Regions from separate parts of the Homo sapiens genome. Here region 2 is linked to region 1. The links are chromatin contacts, found by Hi-C or POLR2A ChIA-PET in ENCODE. All regions are on one chromosome and are shown on one strand. The core of a region is the stretch at or near the end of the contact, and the rest is flanking DNA. Distances in the headings are between cores, read along the strand shown. Region 1 holds the start of AKAP6 (A-kinase anchoring protein 6). Region 2 overlaps AKAP6 (A-kinase anchoring protein 6).

Evidence for each region. A loop is a pair of places that touch in the nucleus more often than their neighbours do. ChIA-PET counts read pairs that join two places held with the same protein, here RNA polymerase II (POLR2A).
Region 2: a map of posterior vena cava shows a loop between it and region 1 (14-fold over the local background). The contact joins the enhancer-like site here to the promoter of AKAP6 in region 1. A Hi-C loop is called at or near these places in 1 of 168 maps with a recorded cell type or tissue (posterior vena cava). POLR2A ChIA-PET finds 5 or more read pairs at or near these places in 2 of 52 experiments (Caco-2 and H1).

The regions. Positions count from the first base shown.
Region 1 is chr14:32,325,578-32,333,360 of GRCh38, reverse strand. It overlaps AKAP6 (A-kinase anchoring protein 6), which reads right to left and starts at 4,063. Exons shown (of 14, transcript NM_004274.5): 1 at 3,953-4,063. RefSeq lists an enhancer at 1,804-2,098.
Region 2 is chr14:32,403,736-32,411,518 of GRCh38, reverse strand. The region is part of intron 1 of AKAP6 (A-kinase anchoring protein 6); the gene reads right to left. Among named protein-coding and RNA genes, the nearest start is that of AKAP6, 78 kb to the right of the region's middle. Within about 2 kb of position 3,323, at least 5 of the 41 ENCODE cell types and tissues checked have a DNase peak (open chromatin) inside an H3K27ac peak, as active enhancers do.

The sequences.
Region 1 (7,783 bases), core at 2,814-5,313:
GAATTGAATTGAATCCATGCGATCAAAACAAACTGCCATTCATGGGTTCTAGGATTATAAATAGAAGAAAATCAGAGACATGTAGCAAGACCACCAACTTCCCTAAATTCCACTGGCTATTTTATTTCCTAATTGGAACCTAACTCCTGTAGTCATTGTACCTAGCAGCTTTGATGCTTTCTGATCAGCCTCTCATTCCTGTACCTCATGCAGACACAAGCTTGGGCCTCTTTGGAGCAGGTTAGGACAAAGGTTAACTTCTTCCTGGAACCTAGAAAAGGCTAATGAGCCCTGTGGAATAATATTTCTAAGTATTCACCATACAGGAATCAATATCAACATGCTGTCAGTGTGTGCATTAGCCCCACACTCAAACAAAGAACAGCCCTTAGAGCCCAATAATGACGCTGGGCGTGGATAGCTGGGGATGAGCAAGATGATACAGAAATGACTATATCAGCTCTCCTCAAACACAAGGCTTCCAGGTTATTACACAAGACTGTCATTCTTGTACTTTGTCAGAGATAGACAGAGTTTGGTTTCAGCCACTGATACATTCAGCAAAATAAATCCTCTATCTTCTTAACCTAAGAGATAGATTCAGATTACACTTTCCAGACTGTGAGAGAAGTTTCTGCTTCTGTTCTCAACACCAGGTTGAGAACAGAACCTGGTGCAACAGCAGGGAATACAAACATCTTAAAGTTAACAAAGCACCACAAATATAGCTGATAAGACAGGTTTATAACAAAGCTGAATCATTACTGACTCAGGTAAGACCTGCTTTGAGTGCAACTCCATCATGCCCACAATTATTGATGTAACATTTTCCATACAGAGATCCTGCTAGAAAGTTATATCAAGCAAGGGCAGTGGCAAAAGTCTAAGCATCAACTCTTCATTACTTAAATCTCTGGGTACAAAGTAAATATTCACATCTGATCAAGATTCATGCTCATCCTTACAGTGAAATCAACCTTAGTGTTGCAAATGACATTTCATTCTACATATGAAATCTGATTTTCCAATTAGAATGAGGAGGGGTGGGGTACGTGTGATAGAGTATAGATGACTGATCTGTATGGTATATACAGTAAAGATGTCATAAAACTGAGATGGCCGTGGGTAAGCATGTGTGCTGCATAGCCAGATCGCAATGGTTTGGAATCCTGGCCCAATCACTTATTAACTACATAACCTTAGCCAAGTTTATTCGCCTGGCTAAGGACTGGTTTTTGCAAAATGTGAATAATAACACCTAATCCTATAAAGTGAGATTATTACTCTCTACTTCATAATAATAATAAGGGCTAAATAAGATATACACAAAACTTAATTCAGTACTGATACACAGTAAGAACTGAATAAATGATAGCTATGATTGTTATTATGATTATTATTTTTATCATCCCTATGCGGCCTAGTTATCGGCAAAGAATTAACTTCTTTGTAACTTTGTAATGTATTTGTGAAAGCCATGACCAAAAGTATAGAGGACATTAACTTCTTGTGAGGCTTCCATGGCCTAAACTCTGTCCAATAAACATGGTCTTGATGATCTATCATTACTGTGAAACAAAATTCCTTAAACTGTAGAAAGTTTCAGTGAGGCACCAATAAATACAGCCATAGAGAAATCTCTCCCTTCCCCTATACACACACACACACCATCTACCCCTTGGGGATATATTAAAACTAAGACAACTGAAATAGCCTTAGCCAGTAATTAAGACATGCAGCTAATCAGAGAGCAGCGCAGGCTGTGGCCCTCTACAAAGAAACGAAGAAACAAAACATTAGGATGATAGCTCTCATTACCAGGGCTTTGTTCTCCTGGAGCAAAAAGAGCACAAAAGCATAAAGTTGGAGAACTGTAATTGCATTTTGAACATTTGCGGGGGGAAAAATTACAGGGTTGTCTGAACCGGGAGGATGTTCCACTAGATAACTGCGTCAGTCCACACCCACCAGCGCCCTTCCCCACCCTCAAAGCATGACTCCACTTTTTCTAACACTGCCCTTAAGGAATCTAGCTTTTGTGACTTCCAGTAATTGAACAAATCAACCATGATGAAGCAGCTGAAGAGCACTTTAAACAAAAGAGACAAGAATTAAGCAAACAGAAAACTCATTACAATGCTGCCTTTTGCTTTTTTTTACTCCTAGAAATTCATGTTACCAAACAAGTCTTTCTTCATTGCTCTTCTTCAGAAATAATACTTTAAGAAAATTCTAAAAGGCACTAAGTGATTTTATCCAGATTTATAATCTAGCTACAAGACATACTTTCCCTTCCCCCATCACCATCTAGCACTCTTCCCTGTCACCTTAGAGCTTTCGACTTAGATGTGTTCACACCCAGCAGTCCCAGCAGAGCTTTCTGCTCACATTATATGACATAAAAAAGCAGGCAATGAACAATTCATGCTTCTAAGTGCTTGCGATAAAGCCAGGCTGAGCTGACCTCTCCCATCCTATACAGCTGCATGTCAGAAACATAAGCTTAAAGGACTGAGAGTAGCAAGCATGTGCGTGATGTGGTATAAACAAACAAATTAAAACCTGAGGCCTTTCCTCTGGCTGGTGCCTAATGGGACTAGCATACTTAACTCTGTGCAAAAAAAAAAAAAAAAAAAAAAAAAAAAAATCACTCCAAGCTAGCTAAAGGTATTGCTTTTCCTGCTTTCCATGATATATCTCTTTAGCCCCAATAAACAGACTAAAAGAAGAGGAATTCAATGGTTGCCATTCTTTCGTGTAAGACTTTTTGAGTAAAAACTATCAATTTGGCAGCATTAAGCCACAAGACCACTCCCTGATTCTAAGTGGACATATTGATCAATTGAACTGACATGTGCCTCCTCCTTTCTCTCCCCTAGTAGCAATCAGCTGTACCAGGGAAATCCATTTCATTTCCCAAAACAAAAGGCAACATTCTGCTCCTTATCTGACACTGTCAGACTAATTTTTTAGAAAATAATAATAATAATAAAGATGCCTAAAAACAGAGCTAGGAGTTGAAATGAAAATGATACGTGTTTAGAGTTTTGGAATTGAGTTGAGGTTATGACTGAGTCCAGAGGTCTGTAATCCCTACAACCACTGAGGACCCTGATATTTATTCATCATACCCAGATTTTTGTTAAAGTTAAGCAAGGGATGGCAACACCACTGCCACTTCAGAGGCTCTCCCAGGGTTACCCTTCACTGCAACTGCCGCAGAGAGGAGACTTGTTCCTTTCTCAGTTACAAGTCAGCCTGCAAACAACTCCAGCTATTTCAGAGACTAGCTAGAGATGGAAAAATATGTGGCAGTCTTTCAACTAACTCTGAAGGACATGGGTTGAAGAACTACCATATAGATCAAAAGGCTCAAATAATTTCATTTGGTTTAGGTTTTTATGCTTTTAATAAATTCTGTCTTGAATATGCAAGAGATCCCCTTTCACATCAGGGTTATGTCAAATGCTTATTCAGCATTTGTTCCTTGCCATGAAGAAACTGAAACCCAACCGAGGTAAATAATGAATTTCATACTGCAAATCACTGAATATTTCATAATTCACAAGAGCAAAGAGGGGGCCAATTAGCTCTGCCTCCCAAAAAGAAATCTATATTTTTACAATGCTTAAATACTGTTAACTACTCATTTTAAAGCTTATCTGGGGTTTTGCAATTGAAAAATCATCTTATGTTTATGAAAAATTCTGTAAGAACACTTAAAAATAACAGACAGAGCTGGAGCAAGAATAATTCTACATATTTTAATTCCTATATGACTCTTACAGGCCTTTGTCTTAACCCGGCAGCCTGAAAAACGATTTAGGTAAAACAGCCCTTCTTTCCCCAGTCCATTTTAAGCAGAGACAACATCCCCCAATCTCCGCCTTAGCAGACACCGACTAACCAACAAAACAGCCGTGCAATTAAGGCCCAGACATTTAACACTCACCATCTCCTGATCCCACCGTCTTCTTTTGATGTTTACAGCACATCTGTAGGATGCAATACTAGGAGATGCCTTGTTTGACCTGCTGCATGATGCTGTGACATCAGTTCAGATGATGCAGCTCATTATGGGAAAGACTGCTGTTGCTATGGCAACTGGGATGTGCTAGGAATCCTTGCTGCATTTCCAGTGGAGCCTGAGACAATACGGAAGCCCTGTAAGAAACAGACGATATGCAAAATTTAGACCAAAGGAAGAGGATTCCTCATTGGACTAAAATCCATAGGTTTAAAAGGGATTTCCCTGAAAGCATTTTGGAAAAAACAAAAATTATCTCCCCCTTTGTTGTTATACATTTAGAAAAAAAAGGTGGGAGGAGAAAATAGAATTAGTACTAAGCAAATAAAAACTGAAATGTACAATGTTTCCTTATTAGACAATTTGATCACTTTTTCCTCCCTGGTCAGCACTGGGATAGCTTTTTAAAAGTTATTAAAAAGAATTTTTGCTCATCTGTCAAAGACCAAAAGAACAAAACAGCGAGCACAAAAATAATTAAAAATGGAATATAAACAGCTGACCAAATGACTCTAACTCTCAAGTAAACAAGTTTTAATTCTCAAAACATGGGCAAACCCTTGGCCAATGAAGTCTGTCCTGGTTATTTTCCCTGATGAACACCAACCCACAGAACCTTCCCATGCAGAATAAACCCAGCTTTCACCTGGTCATCAGATAGGCAGCAAAGGGAAGTTTGGAATCTAGAGGGGCACAACACACCACCCTCAACTTCTACTGACCCTTCCTTTGGCCTGCAGGGAACCCCTCCTTCTCATGGCCAAAACGCATGTGAGTCTTTTCTGGGATCAAACCTAGTGGTTGGAACAAGTAGCAGACCTGCTAGAAACTTCCTAAATCGTTGGCATTCCAAACATTGGGGTCTGTTTTCTTCTTTTCTGAACAATAAAACTGCCTACCACACAGATTATTTGTGCCCCTCCCCAACCCCAAAAGCTGGAACTGTGTGAAAAGCCACATTTAAACAAGACACGGTAAGGCATTTCTCCAGTTGGTAAAAGAAAAGCAAATCTAAAGCAATCACTTCTTTCCAGTCCTGAGCAGAAATCAACGTCATGTGGTGAGAACTGGGGAGAAGGAGATATGGACAGAGCAGCCTATGTTTTGCATATTTAATATTTGCAGGCCATTGATAGAGAAAAGCAGAATCAAGTTGACCTGTATCCACTCCGTCTTCACAACTCTGAAAAAGAACAACATTCCAAAAGCTTAAAACATGAGACAATTATGTTGTCTCCTCCTGCTTGAGATTTTAAAATGGCACTGTTAACCACCAGCATAGGCGGTGTGGGATGAGTGGCAGAAGGAATTCAGGCAGTGTCTCTGTAAACAGGAGCTAATAAAATGCCTGAGAAGTGCCAATATCCCAGCAGCGTGCACCATCAGCCTCGCACAGAGCAACCCTGCCCTAGATGGGAAGACAGACTTGTTCTTGCTTCATCTAGAGAGGAATTAAGAGACCAAAAGCAGGAGGTGAATCTGCCTGCTTAGGTCCTTTGTGGCATCAGCAGAGCCTGACTCCCTCCCTTTATCTTAGACCTCAGACCACATGCCACACACAAGGGGAGAAGTAGCAGGCAGCTACCCCAGTACAAAGAGTACAGATCTGAGAGTCAGGAAACCCAACTGTAAATGTCAGGTCCTCCTAGAGCATCTGTGTGATATCAGGCCAATTGATTAACTTCTTGGGGCCTCAAGTTTTTCATCTGCAGAGATGATTGATTTAGCTAATAACCATAGTTTTCAGGTTTTTCATTAGTAATATAACCTTTCTTTTAATGATACAGATCAAAGCTGGACTGCCTTGGTTGAGGCAAGATAAGAAGCCCAGAGCCCAGACTGATGAGCCATTCTCAACCACTGCCTCCAACCTCATTTGCTGTAAGCTGACTCTTTAAGATACCTCTGAAGAACCCTTCAGTCTCTGGAGAAGATAAAGAGACATGGACCTATTACAGAACAAGATTAGTCTTTCCAGAGCTGAAATCCACATGCTATAAAGAGGAGAGGACAGGGTGGGAGCAGGTGTTCCAGATTTGAATATGGCTTCTCAAGATGGTAAGAATCTTGTTAATCTTTTTTGCCAGAAGCAAGTCAATCATTTGATGGGAAGAAATGGATGGCTCATCAAACCTGAGGCCAGGTCAAACTTTTAGCAACCTGGACTAGCTAAATTGCTTGCCCACAAAATGGCACTCACCAATGAAACGGAAGTAGAAGTGGAAACCATCAACTCCAAAGGTGGCTAAGACCAAGTGTCTCTTCTTCATGTTTTCCTGTCCTGCTAGCTGGATGCAAAGAATCCAGTGGAACTCTGAAGCCCAGAAAGATAATGGCCACACATTGTGGATGGAGCCTGGGTCCCTGAATGACTGCATGGAGCTCAACCATCCTCTCCCAACTACCTATTGACCTACACTGGGCTGCAATGAGTGAGAAACAAACACCACCAAGATTTTGGGGTAGTTTATTCTGAACAAATTATCCATTTATAGATAAAATTATAATTTAATAAAATATAAATTTTCTAACAAGATTATATTATATATCATTATTTATGATAAAGTGACAGTGTTAAAAACATGTTCCTTTATTGCAGACTTTCTTTTTTTATTTTATATTACTTTAAGTCCTGGGATACATGTGCAGAACATGCAGGTTTGTTACATAGGTATACATGTGCCATGGTGGTTTGCTGCACCTATCAACCCATCATCTAGGCTGTAAGCCCTGCATGAATTCGCTATTTGTCCTAATGCTCTCCCTCACCTTGCCCACAACCCCCCGAAGGGCCCTGGTGTATGGTGTTCCCCTCCCTGTGTCCATGTGGTCTCATTGTTCAAATCCCATTTATGAGTGATAACATGCAGTGTTTGATTTCCTGTTCCTGTGTTAGTCTGATGAGAATGATGGCTTCCAGCTTCATTCTTTTTTATGGCTGCATAGTATTCCATGGTGTACATGTGCAACATTTTCTTTATCCAGACTATCATCGATGGGCATTTGGGTTGGTTCCAAGTCTTTGCTATTGTAAATAGTGCTGCAATAAACATACATGTGCATGTGTCTTTATAGTAGAATGATTTATAATCCTTTGGGTATATACCCAGTAATGGGATTGCTAGGTCAAATACTATTTCTGGTTCTAGATCCTTGAGGAATCGCCACACTGTCTTCCACAATGGTTGAACTAATCTACACTCCCCAAAACAATGTAAAAGCGTTCCTATTTCTCCACAGGCTCTCCAGCATGTGTTGTTTCCTGACTTTTTAATAATTGCCATTCTAACTGGCGTGAGGTGGTATCTCATTGTGGTTTTGATTTGCACTTCTCTAATGACCAGTGATGATGAGCTTTTCTTTCATATGTTTTTTGGCCACATAAATGTCTTCTTTTGAGAAGTGTCTGTTCATATCCTTTGCCCACTTTTTGATGAGGTTGTTTTATTCTTGTAAATTTGTTTAAGTCCCTTATAGATTCTGGATATTAGACCTTTGTCAGATGGGTAGACTGCAAACATTTTCTCCCATTCTGTAGGTTGCCTGTTCACTCTGATGATAGTTTCTTTTGCTGTGCAGAAGCTCTTTAGTTTGATTAGATCCCATTTATCAATTTTGGCTTTCGTTGCAATTGCTTTTGGTGCTTTAATCAGTAAGTCTTTGCCCATGCCTGTGTCCTGAATGGTATTGCCTAGGTTTTCTTCTAGGGTTTTCATGGTTTTAAGTCTTTAATTCATCTTGAATTCATTTTTGTAT
Region 2 (7,783 bases), core at 2,074-4,573, 79 kb before region 1:
TGCCTCTCTATGCAGAGAATAAAATAGAGGGTCTCTAGATTAAAGGATACCAATGTTGAAGGCAGGGACACCTTACCCTAAACTGGGAAATTAGGTCAACATATGCTTATTAAATGTTTAAATCCTGTCTTCTTCCTCCATTCAATTCCCAGAGTGCAATCAGCAGGTGGGAATCTCATCAAATCTAAAGGAAATATCTAAAGATATTGGTGGAAGGATGTTCCATCAATAAACAGCCCATATCAACCTATATAGCAGGATTTCTCAATCTTGGCACTTTCGACATTTGGGACCAGAAAATTCTTTGTTGTGGAGAGCTGTCCTGTGCATTGTAGAATGTCTAGTAGTAGTACCTGTGGCCTCTACTCATTAGATGCCACGACCTCTCCAGTCATGACAAACAGAAATGTCTCTAAATATTGCCAAATGTCCTATAAGGAGCAAAATCACTCCTGGTTGAAAATCACTGCTTTATAGTGAGGCTCATAGCTGACAATTCCCTCTCATATACTCAGAGTTTCAAATCAGCTTCTTAGATATTAATGGATACTAGTTCAAGTTATGCATGGTTGAGCACAGATGCACTTACAATTTATGCTTGAATTAACAATTTAAAAAGCATAGTGTGATTTAGCTGTTTTCAACTAAGATTATTTTATGAAATCTAAATTTTTAAAAAATCTTTCTAACAACATCATCTAAAGTTAAGAGTATCCCAAAATAATTAAAAAGTAAAAAACAAAAACAAAAAACCTATTAATATGGTCTACCTATGGGCAATAAATCGAGATTTACTTTACCCCATAAATATCTAAATAGTTTGCTCTTTCTCACTCAAGGAACATTTGTTATCTTAATAATAATCTTTAAAAAAAAGTCTCATTATACATGTCAATGAAAAGAGTCAAACTCTATAAAATATTTGAAGAGATTTATTTTGAGCCAAACGTGAGTGACCATGGCCTGTGACACAGCCCTCCGGAGGACCTGAGAACATGTGCCTGAGGTGGTTACGGCACAGCCTGGTTTTATACATTTTGGGGAGACATGAGACATCAAACAAATACATTTAAGATGTACATTGGTTTGGAAAGGCAGGACAACTCAAAGTGGGGAGCTTCCAGGATATAGGTAAATTTAAATTTTTTCTGGTTGACAATGGGTTAAGTTTATCTAAAGACCTGGGATCAACAGAAAGGAAATGTTTGGGTTAAGATAAAGGGGTATGGAGACCAAGTTTTATTGTGCAGAGGAAACCTTCAGACAGCAGACTTCAGAGAGAATAGGTTATAAAATATTTCTTATTGGACTTAAAAGGGTGCCTGACTCTTAGTTGATTATCTCCTGGATCTGCAAAGAAAAAAAAAGGAGGGGAAGGGGATTCTCTACAGAATGTCGATTTTTCCCAGAAGAGGTGACTTTGCAGGGCAGTTTCAAGATATGACAAGGAAATATATTTGGGGTAAAAACATTTTGATTTCCTTCCTTATTTGTTATGTGATGTTATGCCAGAGTCAAGTTGGAAAGCAGGCCACGTTACACAGGGTTAAATAAAACCCCTCTGATGAGACTTTATGGTTTGCAGGGCATGACTCCCTAGGTTCCTTAGGTAGGATTTGGGCAAAATAAGAAAAAAAAGGCCAGAGTTTAGTCCTCATACATAATCAAGAGAAGTGAGTAAACCAAGTGGACTCTCCTGGAATGCCTCTGAGGTTCTGGTCTTTAAGAGATGAGCATCTGACATCAGTTGGAACATGTAGAATTTTATTACCTTTCACATTGTTTACAAGTTTTATTGTCAGTTTCAAATTAGAAGAGGAAGAAAATCTTTGTTATTAGGCCATATTACTATGTGAAATACATTTTGAATATAAGGAAAAACTTTTTAATGAGAACCACACAATTTCAGATAGAAAGGAACCTCAGAAGCCATCTGTCAACCTCCTGCCCAAGGAAGGAATCACCACTTCAAGAGTCCTGGAACATGTTCAAGGATAAGGGGCTACTGTTTTTTGAAGAAGATGGTTCAGTTGTGAATCACCTAGAAAGGTGCCCAAGTCTGCTTTTATAACTTTTATACACTAGTCTAGCCTTTAAAGGGGAAAAAAACTGTTTTTCTCTCTAACTCATCTGTTTCAGTTCAAGAATTCTGGGCTCCTTTGTCATCTGTGTAGTTCTGTAGTCCCTAAGATATGTCTAAGCCTGTATCTAACTCCCTTCAAACATCCTAGTCATCTAGGTAGCTGGCATTTTCAAAGTGAAGGGCATCTTGTATGAATTAGTTCATATGCTAATCTTTTTTGTTTTGTTTTGGTTTTTGAGACGGAGTCTTGCTCTGTGGCCCAGGCTGGAGTGCAGTGGTGCAATCTTGGCTCACTGCAACCTCCACCTGCCAGGTTCAAGTGATTCTCCTGCCTCAGCCTCCTGAGTGGCTGGGATTACAAGCGTATGCCACCATGCCTGGCTAATTTTTGTATTTTTAGTAGAGACAGGGTTTCACCATGTTGGCCAGGCTGGTATCAAACTCCTGACCTCAGGTGATCCACCTGCATCGGCCTCCCAAAGTGCTGGGATTACAGGCGATATAGGGGTGAGCCACCACACCCTGCCTATATAAACTAATCTTATTGGGTTATATCAACTAATCATGCCACACATGAAGCCTTTCACCAGCATTTTCCTTGCCATGGATAAGAAAGCCCCACCCATCACCAATATCCCTCCATCAAACCATGATCTACATTCCTACTCCAAGACCATTAGAGTGAAGGCACAAAGATCATCTACCTTCCCTACACATATCTCCTACTTGGAGATATTTCTAGACTAGAGCAAAGAATAGTAACTCTGGTTACAATAACAGACTAAGGTCAGGTCACACTCAATTTACTTGTATTCTTAAGAAAAACTCCACAGCTGATACCTGAGCTCTCATCCTTATGTTTAGAGTGGTTGCTCATTGAAAATTATATAATTTTATAAATTATATATTATATATTATAAATTGTATAATTATATATAAGCTCCCAGTAATTAAAACCATCACCCAAAACCAGTCCGTCAATTACTCTGAACACTGAAAACCTTTTTGTACAAATATTATTGCTAATCTGAGACCTATTCCTTTCTTTTAATCATTTTTACGTCTCTGACCCAATTGAGTAAAAGTCATTTTAAAGTTAAATTTACAACTACGTTTACAAGACAATGCAACATTTGAAGAATCATTAAAATTTTTATTATCCCTCAGCAGATTTTTGTTCTTTTCCCCTCCTTCCCTGTTCATTTCCAGTTGAAGAATCCTGGCTCCCAGCCAGCCAGAGTCTTGGAGGAGTTCTTGTTCAACCACCCACTCCCCGCTGCTAGCCATGGTGTGGCAAACAGAAATTTTTACTCATGCCATGATAACTACCTTCTTAGAAGTTTTCCTACCTCCCTTGTGTTACAGTCTGGGGGTGTTAGAAAGCCAATTATTTGCATGGGTTATGGAAGATTCTGACATCCCCTAGAAAGAGCCTAATCATCTGGCACTTTTCTGCACATCATCTGGCAATAAACACCATCTGCAGTTCAGCAAGGAAACTCTTTGCTGTGCCGTAGGATGTTTCTAAACTCCTAGCGGTCATTAAAAGCAATTATTTTACCCAGATTCATTCCTCCTACCAGTGTAGAAACCCTTCTCCTCCACGTTGATACATCCTAATCCAGAATCCGTGGGGATTTTGTATGGTTTCTGTGTGTTTGTGGAGGTTGGCAACAAGAGATGAGTACTACTCCACTGCTCTAAGTCTACATGGTACCATTTGATAGAGAGCCTGTAAGTCTAAAACCATGGGTTTCCTGAAAAACACTAGGAACTGAAATGAGAAGGAGAGATAGATCAGGAAGCGGAACAAAGGAAGAAGCAGAGAAACTGAAAAATTCAAACCACCTCACTAACATGCAGTAAATATCAGTTTTAGGAGCTCTGAAAACATGCCTGCACATCTGTTCAGGTCAGCCTCCCCAGATTCCTCTTCAGACTGGGCCAGGTAGGCTCAGACTCTGCCCTCACACTCATTGCTCTGTGGAGGCTGAGGCTCCTTTCTGAGCCTGTGTGGGGATCTCCTCACACATAGCCGAGCTGGAGAGCTGATGCAGCCCAGGCCTGAGAACAGTGGGGACTGGATGGTTTGTCTAATTCTCTGAACATAAACTTGGCAGGAGGTCCTTTGGGTTACTAAGCAACTGAACATCTGACATGAAGCCTATTAACAACCTTTTCCATAGATTAGTAAAAGTTCCCAGAACAAATTCATGTCTGGTCCAGTGAAGAAAGAAGAAGGAAACAGGGGTAGCCAAGAAGGGGATGGGAAAGGAAAGCCAAGATGGAAAAAGGAACCAGCCTGTCCTGTGACATGTGGACGTAGGAAGATGAGGAAGGCACATAAATGGAGGCACTTGGGTGAGAGTTGGAGGCATCCAGGGAAGGAGAATATGAATAAAGTATGGTATAAAATGATCCAGAATGGCACTTGCCACAAGCTCTAGGAAGCAGTCTTACGGCAAAAAGAGAACTTCCAAGGTTTTCATTTGTTATGTAGAATTATAGATCTTTCTTCCATTTTGTTATAATCATCCCCACTCAAGCACTCACCACAAGTACATGGCTGTCACAAAAATCTGTAAGGATAAGACACTAATGGGCTTGACAATTTCATGAAAACAGATAAGGAATGACTTGGAAAGTTCTCAATTTATAACTTAATGTCCTGGGTAAGCTGCCTTCCTGCGGCCCCTAGATTCACTCTCTTTCTTTTCTACTTTACTTTGCTGTGCCCAGGGTATAGACAATAAGGGACTGAATTGTTTGTGGAGAATTGTAAAACAATAATAAACTGACCAAAAGTCAACTTGCTTTTTATTAACACCAGGGCTAACATTCTTAAACTAAGAATTACTGCAATTTTAACAACATATAAGCCTCCAATTCTCTCTCTTTTTAAAATTTTCTTTATAAAAACATTGTATTCCCCAGGCCCAGTGGCTCATGTCTGTAATCCCAGGACTTTGAGAGGCCAAGGTGGGCAGATCACGAGGTCAGGAGCCCAAGACCAGCCTGGCCAACATAGGGAAACCCCGTCTCTACTAAAAATACAAAAATTAGCTGGGCATAGTGGCACATGCCTGTAATCCCAGCTACTCGGGAGGCTGAGGCAGGAGAATCGCTTGAACCCAGGAGGCAGAGGTTACAGTGAGCCAAGATCACACCACTGCACTCCCTCCCACCTGGGCAACAGAGCAAGACTCTGTCTCAAAACAAACAAACAAACAAAAAATTGTATTCTATTCTACATGGAAGCTAATTCAGAGAGCTTTCGTTACACTATCAGTCCTGACACACTTAAAGCCAGCTACACTCCTTCCCAGGATACATTCTAAGGGTCTAGAACCATTCAAGTTTGCTGCAGGAGCAGTTCCTACCTCTGGCCTCCAGAGTGCTACCTATTCCTTGTTTAAACAGTAGATTAGAAACTGATTTTCAAAAGGAAGAACTGAAACTTGAGTTATATCAATTCTGTCATTCTTCATGGACACTTGGAATTTTTAATTTATGTTTAAAATTTAAAAGAGTGTGTATTAGTCAATTCTCACACTGCTATGAAGAAATACAGGAGACCGGGTAATCTCATCACAGTTCTGCATGACTGGGGAGGCCTCAGGAAATATTGCAATCATGGCAGAAGGCACCTCTTCACAGGGTGGCAGGAGAGAGAATGGGTGCTAGCAGGGGAAAAGCTAGATGGTTATAAAACCATCAGATCTCATGAGAACTCACTATCACAAGAACAGTATGGGGGAAACTGCCCCCATGATTCAATTACATCCACCTGGTCCCACCATTGACACGTGGGGATTTGGGGATTATAATTCAAGATGAGATTTTGGGTGGGGACACAATCAAACCATATCATAATGAAACAGAGAATGAACTGCAAACTGAAATCTGAAATATTTTTGTTTGGTAAATGAAAATTTGAGATTATACATGAAATATTTTACCAAATTTGAATAATGTCAACATTGTAATTTAGTCTTTTAAAATTGTCAATTATATTTGTTGTGAAATTTAAGAATGAGTCAAAAAAACAATCATTATGACATCATTATTGAAAATAATTTTGTCCTGTACAAGCAAGGGGAGGGGTATTTAAAATGATCTGCTCTAGGTGTCAGCCAGTATGGAGCATGCAGAAGCAGGAAGAAGAGGAAGGTACATAAATGGAAGCACTTGGGTGAGAGTTGGAGGCATCCAGGGAAGGAGAATATGAATAAAGTATGGTACAAAATGATCCCAGAATGGCATTTGCTGCAAGCTCTGCCCTCTGCCCTCTGGCTTCTGATTGGGTTCATACAGGACCACTGGCTTGAGATTAGGAAAAGAGAAGAGTGAGGTTAGGACATTTATCCCTTCCCCTCCCTGCAGGCTTGCTCTAGTTTGCCAACATACTTTGACTTAGACCAGAGGTCACAGCTGTCATCAGGGGCCCTCCCCACACAGCTAGTTCTCAACATTCTCTCTCTCTCTTCTCTCTTCCACCCTCCCTCCCTCCCTCCTGGAATACAGTTATTGCTTGCCCATCTGTCTTGCCAGTTCAGACCCAGGGATGGAAAGACACTGCCCTCACCTTACTAGCCTAAGAATATTGCACTACCCTTTGTACTTTTCCTATACCCAGCCCACACCTTTATAAATTTAGTTTTATTTTAACTCTGAAAATTACCCAATTTTCATGTATCAACTATTTCCTGCTGACATTCTGACTAATATATATATATATATATATCTCCTGACTCCTCATAACCCCACTCTCCATCACTCTTCATTATCCTAGACATCAAGTGGAAAATTTTCTCCTCCTTAAATATGTATATTCTAATTCCATAGGCTCTGAGGATCATGGAAATGGAGCAGTTGATATTAGTTATTTAATTGCAATTTCACTGATCAGGGAAGAGTGGGGGAAATATCACAGGATGTGCACTTAGCTGAGGAATCTGCTGCAGCACAGCCTTCTAAAAAACACCCTCCCTTCTCAAATGCTTGACAGTCAACTCATAAAAGTAAAATCTGACAAACTGCCTCACTTAGCATAAGCACTCCCCCAACAAAAATCACTTCAGTATTTTTTTCTGCTTCTCCAAAAGGTGGGGATTAAGAATTCTAGGATTAACCAAAACCTTTCATCATTTTAAAGGGGTTAATATTAAGGCTAATGGAAAGAATTAATTCCAGGCAGCAGTGACTTCAATCTGTCAGAATCCTTTGCATTTCATTTTTTCCTTTTCCAAGTTAACTACAACTATAAAGATGACTAAAAGACTCTACTAAAAGTTTTTCTTAGAATATTTTTGTTAATATTTTTCAAAAAAAATATTTCATGGGATAAAAAAGTACATTCACTGAAATTCAAAGGATCTTGATTCTTTAGCCTGGTAATCTTTAAATGACTTAAATACCCTCAGAGCGTGAGAACTTGATTTCAAAATGCCAAGCAAACACAAGAAAGAAAACTTAGAATTACACCTAGCAGACAATAAAACCACATAATTTCTGCAAAATAATTCAACAATCTGATCTGACCTCAATGTGATGACTCAGAAGTGAATTTGGTGGTGAGAAGGGCTGCAGAAGATACATTTACCATGGCTAATCGGTATTCATGAAAATGAGAGCTACAGTTGAACAACAACAAAAGCATCAGCAATATTAATAGCTAACACTTACATTATGTTTACTGTT